Linked DNA regions of Homo sapiens: all the other regions are linked to region 2. Evidence: chromatin loops called from intact Hi-C (ENCODE). Cell type or tissue: endothelial cell of umbilical vein. All regions are shown on one strand.

Region 1 (2,500 bases), 520 kb before region 2:
TACGTTGGAAATGGCATTTCCAATGTAGTCCAGGCCCTACCCCGTCTCTTATCCTGAATCTAGGCCACTTCACTCACTCAGGTCTCCTGCCCGACCCTCCTCCTGCCATGACCTGCTTATGATGAGATCAACGCCACTTACGCCCTGTGCGTGGACGGCTAAGATGAAGACTACACCTTGATCCAGTCAATGGGACCTGGTTGGTGGAGGCCACCGGTCTGGCACAAGACTTGGCAATGCAAGAAGTCTGGATGTTGTCTGGTGACCTTTGGAGAGAGATATGTTTGCAGTGGCCTTTGTCTAAAGCAGGGACAAATATGCAAATGCATCCAAGGGTCGGGCAGGAGACCTGAGTGAGTAAAGTGGCCTAGATTTAGGATAGAGATGGGGTGGCGCCTGGACTACACCGGAAACACCATTTCCAAAGTAAAAACTTTCAACCTATTTTAAGCACTGAGCGGGCTCCATAAAGCCCCGCTGGAGCTTGGCCTGGGAGCTATGTGCGACTCTTCCAAGCTATCCAATCTTTCCTGAGCACCTACTATGTGCCACATGCTAAGAAACAGCAGTGGCCACAAGGCAGGCCAGGCCTCTGTCCTCATGGAGCTGTGATACCTTGGTGGAGGAGAAAATGAATGAATGAAGATTGTCTTAAGAGCTTTGGAGGAAGCTGTCAGGTGATAGGATGGACAGTAAATTGGGAAAGGCCTCTCTGGCATGAGGAGGTGGCATAAGGAAATGGCATCTGAGCTGAGAGCAGAGGCGGGCGAGAAGCCAGTTGTGGGCAAAATGCTTTCTATGAACGGAGGAAGTAAGTGCAAAGGCCCTGGGGTGGGAATGTGCACAATGAAACCAACATGGTGCAGCCGAGCACGGCAGTGTGGCCCACAGGAGGCTGGACACCCCTTTGCCCCAGCCCATGCCTTCTGGGCAGGCCACACCCGCTGTCCTTTCTGGCTGTTTAGAGGAAGTAGAAATCAGATACAGAAATTCCCACCTCTGTTCTTTGTTCCTTTGTCTCAGCTGTGGACAAAAGCTTCCCTGGCAGGGAGTTACAAAGTTATTTCTGCAAAAGGCCTTTGGCCAAAAGCAATAAAGTCCGACTTGAACAGAGTCATTATTCACGCCTAACTGTGGGCTGGTTCTCAGTGTAGACTGCCACAGTGGGGACTGACAATTCCACCTTTTTAACCCCCTCCTCCTTTTCAGCCCCACATTTTCTTAGCCCTGCTTACCCCCACAGAACATGTATTTATGTTTCCAGAGATTGTCGTTTCCTTCCAGAAGAATATAAAAGGAATAAAAGGTATTTTGACGGCTTGGTATTAATAATCCAATTACTTCTTTCCTTTTCACCCAATCCACAGGCGAGCGTGCCGTCCTCAGCCAGCTTGCCCCTGCTATTAGCAGATGAGCTGTTCATTAGTTCACCTTGGAAACAGCCCGACACTTACAATTATTTTAGAAGCTGGGGGAAGGAGTCAGAATCAACTTTTACCAAATCACCTGCTACATTTGGAGATGCGAGTGGAGTGCCTTTGGAACGACAGGTCGGCTTCCCAATGTGGCTTGCTGTGCAATCTAATTAGCAGCCGGAAATAGACCGGCAAGTGGGAGGAAAGCCCGGGTCAGAGGCTCTGCGAGCTGAGATTAGTCTGGATCAGTTTTTCCTACTAGCAGCCTCCCCTGCTGCGGGGACTCACTGGGTGTCACCAGGTGTTGGGGTGGAAGGCAGTGTCACTGGTGAGGCGGGGTCTGGGAGGAGGGAGTGCAGGCATTGAGCCCAGGTCCCTCATTACCGCGCATGCTCTCCTTTCAGGAGCCAGAAGCAAACTGCCCCTATCTTCTGGAGGGGGATATTGAGGCATGGCAGGGGTTCTAGGAGTTGACTTTGCCCCGTAAAGTGGAGAGAAGCTTCCAGACCCCCAGCAGCACCTGAGCTATGGGGCCCTGGAGCTGGAGAAGCTGCCACACAGGTTTGGGCATTCTACTTATACTGGACTTTCAAAGTCCATTCACTCGTTTTAAAATGTTCATTGCTCTGCCAGGGGTGGAGTCACCTATGCAGGGGCGGTGCAGAGATTTCTAACAATTTTTGTCCATCTGGTCCCCTTCTTTTGACAGCACCCCAGCTTCCTTTTGAGGACTCCCTCCCCTCTGCCAAGATGCCCCCATCCTCTCTGCCAAGGGGTGATCATGTGACCAAGGTCAATCAGACTTTCTTACCATGTCCCCAACTGTCAAATAAAGTGTCAAGGGCAGAAAGAAAAAGCAGGGGTGCATTTGTCGCATTGGGATGGAAACTCTCCTTCAGGAGGCTGCTAGTAACTCCTGCGCCAAGGTCCCCAGAATTTCCTCAGTTCCTGACCTGTCCTTTCCTGAGCCCCCCAGTAAATCCTGTTCCAGCTTGAGGTAGTAAGTGTTGGGCTCTGCTACTTGCAGTCTGTGATGAATGGGTACTTTGGTGGACTCCAAAAAGCCACACTGCCTGGTATTCAAA
Region 2 (2,500 bases):
TAGCTGTTTCTTATTTTAAGCTGCTGAGATTTGGGGATCTTTTAACTGCCCATAAGCCATCCCAATTAACACACAGAGTCATTTACAAATCATTAAAGCCTCTGATGTTAAATCTGTGAATTGAAATGTTCTACAATGTGCAAATCACTTTGGTAACTTTTTTTTTTTTCATCTAGAAAAACTCAGTCCTTCGTCAGCTCTGAATTGTGGTGGTAAACTCCTGGGTTCTATCTGAAGTCAAATACCAAGGAGAAGGTGCAAGCTTCGCCTTCTGGAATAAATTCAGTGAACTGCCAAGCTTCCATTCTCTCTCCTTGGTACTTGACTTCAGACAGGACCCGGGAGTTTACCACCACGATGTTTCCTGCTGCCTGCTGTAGCCCTCTGAGCCCTGGGTCTGTGCTCACTATGCTGATCCTGGCGACCATGACCTCAGTGACATTTCTCAAAAATCCCATTTTCTGCTTTGACCTAGGGTCAGAGACACACTCAATAAGCAAGCCTGGTGTCCATCAAACGTTGCTTTAAATAAGAACATAAACTTAAAGGTCTTTACAAGAGAAATGGCATGTGCAGCTAATGGAGACCAGAGAAAGAGTTATTAGTCCAGGAAATCAGGAAAACTGATTAGCAAGACGAAAGGACATGGCCTGAAATCCAACTAAGCAGTGACAGATGCAGATATTATTCTGCAGGTGTTAGTTCATCCTGCTTAAATAGCAAGGCCTGAAGGCTGGTGGGATCCTTCACTCCTTTACGTTGACAACAACAACAAAAAAACACCAAAACTCAAATTTAGATAATCATCAATTGCAGAACAATTAAAAATTATCTTTGTAACCAGAAAACTATTTTTCTCTCCCTGCATGTAATTGTCTGCCCTTTGTCTGAGGCCTTAACAGATCAGAGGTCAAGCATTCTTAAGCTTTGAGTGGAACCAGAGCACTCAATCCAGCATCAAAGTCCTGAATGAGGTCGGCTCCTCCTGGAAAATTTTTGAAAGTACACGTCATCGCATTCCGATGATTCTGGCCTTAAATTTTCCTTCCATTTCTTAGCTGAAGGCCTAATTGAAAACAGCCAAAGCTAGTTGGGTGCTCTGTCTTAAAGGTAAAGAAGGACACCTTCAGGAGAAAGGAGGGAAGAGAGCTGATAGCTTGATGACTCTTCTTGCTGAACCAGCTGAATCTAAGGACTGAGTAGTAACCGGCCACACAGTATAATTTTAGGGACCCTCTAAGTACCACTGGACTGCTGTGTGCCTTCAATACTACCATTATTGCTCCTTTCAGGTGAAGGCACTGAATACTCCTTTTAAAGTAAAAACATCATATAATTGGAAGATTTAATCAGTCAGCACTCTTGGTTGCATGCAACAGAAAACGAGTTAAATAGCTTTAAATGAAAGAATTTTATTACATCAGGTGACTAAAATGTGCCAGGAATGCCTTGTTCGTTGCAGGCACAGCTGGATCTAGAGGCTGCAATGATGTCATCAGGTCCGGACGAGTGTCTCCTGGCCTCTTGGCTCTTCTTTTTCCCTCTCAGGACCATTCTTAGAGAGTATCTCCTGTCATGGCTGAGGACAGATTCAGCCCGGCAGAAAAGAGCCTCTGCTGCTCTCAGAAGCCACAATAAAAGGCCTGTTGCATCTCATTGGCCCCAAGTGTGTCACATGCACCCAGGCACTGGAACATTCATGGCAGCTTTGTTTGTCTGTGATCATGAAAAACACAGAGCCAGCCCGGATGTCCACCAGCTGGAGCTCATGGCGTGGAGTACTCTACAGAGGTTAAAATAAACTGGAAAAGTGGTCATACATGAAAATGCAGTGAAAGTGAAATACACGAGCATAGTAAACCTAAAGTTCAGGTGTGATTCTCAGAGGGAGGGAGGCAAACATGATGGTGGAGAGTTACACTAGAAGCTTCCACTGTGCTTGTAAAGTTTGATATCCTTTGTGAAATGGTTTGTTGCAGAATAGTTTTCTATGCACCTAAAATGCTTTTGAAAATTCAAGCCACAAATACCCAACCCACACTCAGCGTATCATCTTTGCCCTGAAATGATGTCTGTCCCACGTGAGTCTGTGCATCTTGTTAGATAACCTCAGAAACATGAGAACACTCGACTCGTTCTCCTTAGCAGCAGGCTCCTGCTAGCTCCGTTCTCCTGGATCCCTTTGGATTTGTCTTGCTGGGTTGTTGGGGAGTGGAGACGCCCTCCTCCCTGAAGCGTTTCCTCACATGGTGATTTGTCTATTGTGCATCAGTCAGGATCCCGGGAGGACCTGCAGGTGCAGCCACCTCCCCACAGGGACAGAACCAGATCCAGCTGCCGAGAACCAGGAGACCCAATGTCAGGTGCAATTCTGTGCTGGGATCTGAGTGGAACCACAGGTCTGTGCAGCAGGAGGTGAGAAGCTCATGACTACAGAGAGAGGCATGGCTGGGGACCCAGTGCCTCTGCCCCATCTCCATCTCTGCACCTCGGGGCAGCA
Region 3 (2,500 bases), 320 kb before region 2:
CCTTCCTCAGCTTATGGAATGTTTGCAAACACGTAATGATCCCTTTTACCAAAGAACGTCACAGGCTCCACATGGAAATGTGTTTGTGTTGCAGAGGCTGCTAATTTAATGCATTAATGTCACTCTGCACCATGGCGGGGTCTCAGGGCATCTCATGTCACCGTGAGCGAGCTGGTCTAAGACACAGGAACCATGGAAACCATCCCATGCCTGGTTAGTGAGTAGATGCGCAGTGGGGCGCCGTTCACTGCCTTGAGGGTGAATGTGGACTCCAGGAGCGAGGGCCAGGCCTTCTAGAGCTCCACCCACCCTGAGATCACAGGCCTGGCTCAGGCTTGCTGGACTTGCCCAATGGGGAACTTTCAGGGGACAGTTTAACCATCCTGAGGGGCAGACAGACCAGGGAGAGGCCAAAGGCACCCGTGGGGTTCCCCCAGGACCGCCATGAATCCCCTTCTCCTCCCTCTCTCCATCAGTGCCTCTGTCCTTCCCACCTGCCCAGCCCAGGTGCCAAACACCGGCCTCATCCGAAAAGTCCAACTGGGCCCAGGACAGTGATTCCCAGACCCAGCTGATCCCGCAGGGAGCTTTGGGTCCTGCTGGTCCCTGGGTTCTGGTGACAAAAGGACATGCAGGAAGGCAAAGTCCCCTCTGGATTTTTCATCATGAGCCACCCTAGGTGCTGCGCACCGCCAGGCTGCCTGATTCCACCAAGAGAATCTCAGGAAATGAAAAATAAGATTTTAGTTGTTAAATTTCAGGCGTCGGGGCTCTTTGAGAGATTGAAAACACCTGGAGGTTGGGTGCACAATGGAGATGGGGCTGTGGGGACGTTTCCTATTCCCAGTGGAATCCGTGATTATTTACCGAGCAGCCTGGAGAAGCCCAGTCTTCACGGAATGGAAAAGCTGAGCCGGGTTTTCATGCACAAACCGGAAGCCGGGTGGCGCCCTCACAGCAGAGCTCCTGACCTTCCTGCCTCGCACGTCCTGGCAGCGGGAGGGCGGCTGCCTTGGACACAGTTTATTGTGTGGCGAGGAGGGAGACAGGAGAGTACGGGGCAAAAAAACCCCAACAAATGGCTACGCCTTAAAAACTTACTTTCAAATGCCCAGTTCACGCAGTTTTCTGGCATTTTACCAAATCAGGCAGGTTTTTTTTTTGGCTTTTCCCACCGTGTGACTCGGTCTGCCTTGCCCTGCCCCACCCCTGCTTGGGCAATCGTGCCCCCCGCTGAGCTCAGCAGCCTGGCGTGAGGTGAGGTGTCTGTGTGGCTGCTGTTAGCAAATCCACCATTCCGGGGGCTTCCCTGGATGGTGATGTGGCTGTTCCCCAACTTGCTCCTGGCCCAGTGACCCGTGGTGGCTGTAGGAGCCGCTGCAGGGTTCGGGCAGCAGTAGTGAAGGGCTTTGCTGCTCTCTGCAGTTTCGATGTCGCCCTCATTGTCCATTTCCTCAGCCTAAGGAGACCCGGTGGCCTGATGGACTTGGCTTCGTTCCTTCTTTCAGCTCAGGGGGACGTGCATTTTTCCTCCTTTGAGTCGAATTAGCAATGAACTTCCCCTCCCCAGATGGACAGCGTGGCATCGTCAGGGCCCAGCTGCAGCTTTCCGGGCCAACGGGTCTTCGTGCATTGTCTGATTTGGTTCTGACAAGCATGCGAGGCCGTGCGGTGGTCATTATACCCACTTTACAGATGAGAAAACACAAGGTAAGGAACTCGCCCGAGGTCACAGGGATGGCTGGATGTAAAACAGACTCCTGCGTGTACAGATATAGAGATTGATAAGAAGAGAATTTCAAATCTCAGCCAAAGCGAAGGTCAAGTCAATGCTCTTGGGGACGTTCCCTTCACTCCCCAGAACGTTCCAACATGGCCAGTGAAGACACTGTGTCCCCGTAACCCTGGGGGAGAAGAGGACGGGGTTAATGAAAAGTAGAAAGTTTCCTCTTTCCCACTGTTGGAGATGCCGGCGTCCCCACATCACCGTCGGCGCTGCATCTGGTCCACTTCTGGGACCCATTTGGGTCCCTGGGCCGGGGCTTCCTGTGGATGAGCCGGGATCACACAGCGATGTGGGGTTGCTCAGGGCGCCCCGTTCACTCCAGAGTGACCCCTGACCCAAAGCCAGTGCTGGGTGTTTGCGGAAACTGAAACCAGGGCAGGTCTGAGTCAGACCCTGCAGAACAATGAGGCCTTTTGTGCAAATGAGGCGGGGGAGGGGCCGGGGGAGACCAGGAGCTTCCTGACGGGGTCCGCAGCACAGGTCACAGCGAGTGAATTCAGGAGGTGACCCTCGAAGGTCAGGTCACAGCCGAGCAGCACAGGCGCTGAGCTAAGTGTCCACAAAGGAGACGAACAAAGCGGCTGCTGTGGGAACAGAGTCAGTGTCGGTCAATGCTGAGTCCAGGAGCTCGGGCCTGCCGGTCGGCGACGGGGGCTTCATGCTGGCTCCCCCAACAGTCAGGAGGGCCATGTGCTGAGGAGGGAGGGTCCTCAG

The links. Hi-C counts contacts between places; a loop is a spot of excess contacts. Peaks named below come from ENCODE experiments on the same cell type or tissue, not always from the same donor. Only the 100,000 strongest peaks of a DNase experiment are listed, where the experiment ranks them.
Region 1: a loop joins it to region 2, with 3 times the contacts of the local background. A loop is called at or near these places in 35 of 110 quality-filtered maps.
Region 3: a loop joins it to region 2, with 2.9 times the contacts of the local background. A loop is called at or near these places in 5 of 110 quality-filtered maps.

What each region holds. Positions count from the first base shown.
Region 1 is chr20:47,772,621-47,775,120 of GRCh38, forward strand. The region is part of intron 1 of SULF2 (sulfatase 2); the gene reads right to left. It overlaps LOC124904922 (a long non-coding RNA gene), which reads left to right and starts at 1,470. Exons shown (of 3, transcript XR_007067620.1): 1 at 1,470-1,550; 2 at 1,820-1,976; 3 at 2,125-2,500. In endothelial cell of umbilical vein, no CTCF peak of the experiment used is centred here; DNase peaks (open chromatin) are centred at 1,031 and 1,631; H3K27ac peaks cover 909 bases.
Region 2 is chr20:48,294,675-48,297,174 of GRCh38, forward strand. No RefSeq gene overlaps it. Among named protein-coding and RNA genes, the nearest start is that of LINC00494, 64 kb to the right of the region's middle. RefSeq lists enhancers at 1-719, 720-1,463, 1,464-2,208. In endothelial cell of umbilical vein, a CTCF peak has its summit at 1,130; DNase peaks (open chromatin) are centred at 1,017 and 1,487; H3K27ac peaks cover 2,203 bases.
Region 3 is chr20:47,971,431-47,973,930 of GRCh38, forward strand. No RefSeq gene overlaps it. Among named protein-coding and RNA genes, the nearest start is that of LINC01523, 11 kb to the right of the region's middle. In endothelial cell of umbilical vein, no CTCF peak of the experiment used is centred here; DNase peaks (open chromatin) are centred at 971 and 2,191; H3K27ac peaks cover 1,107 bases.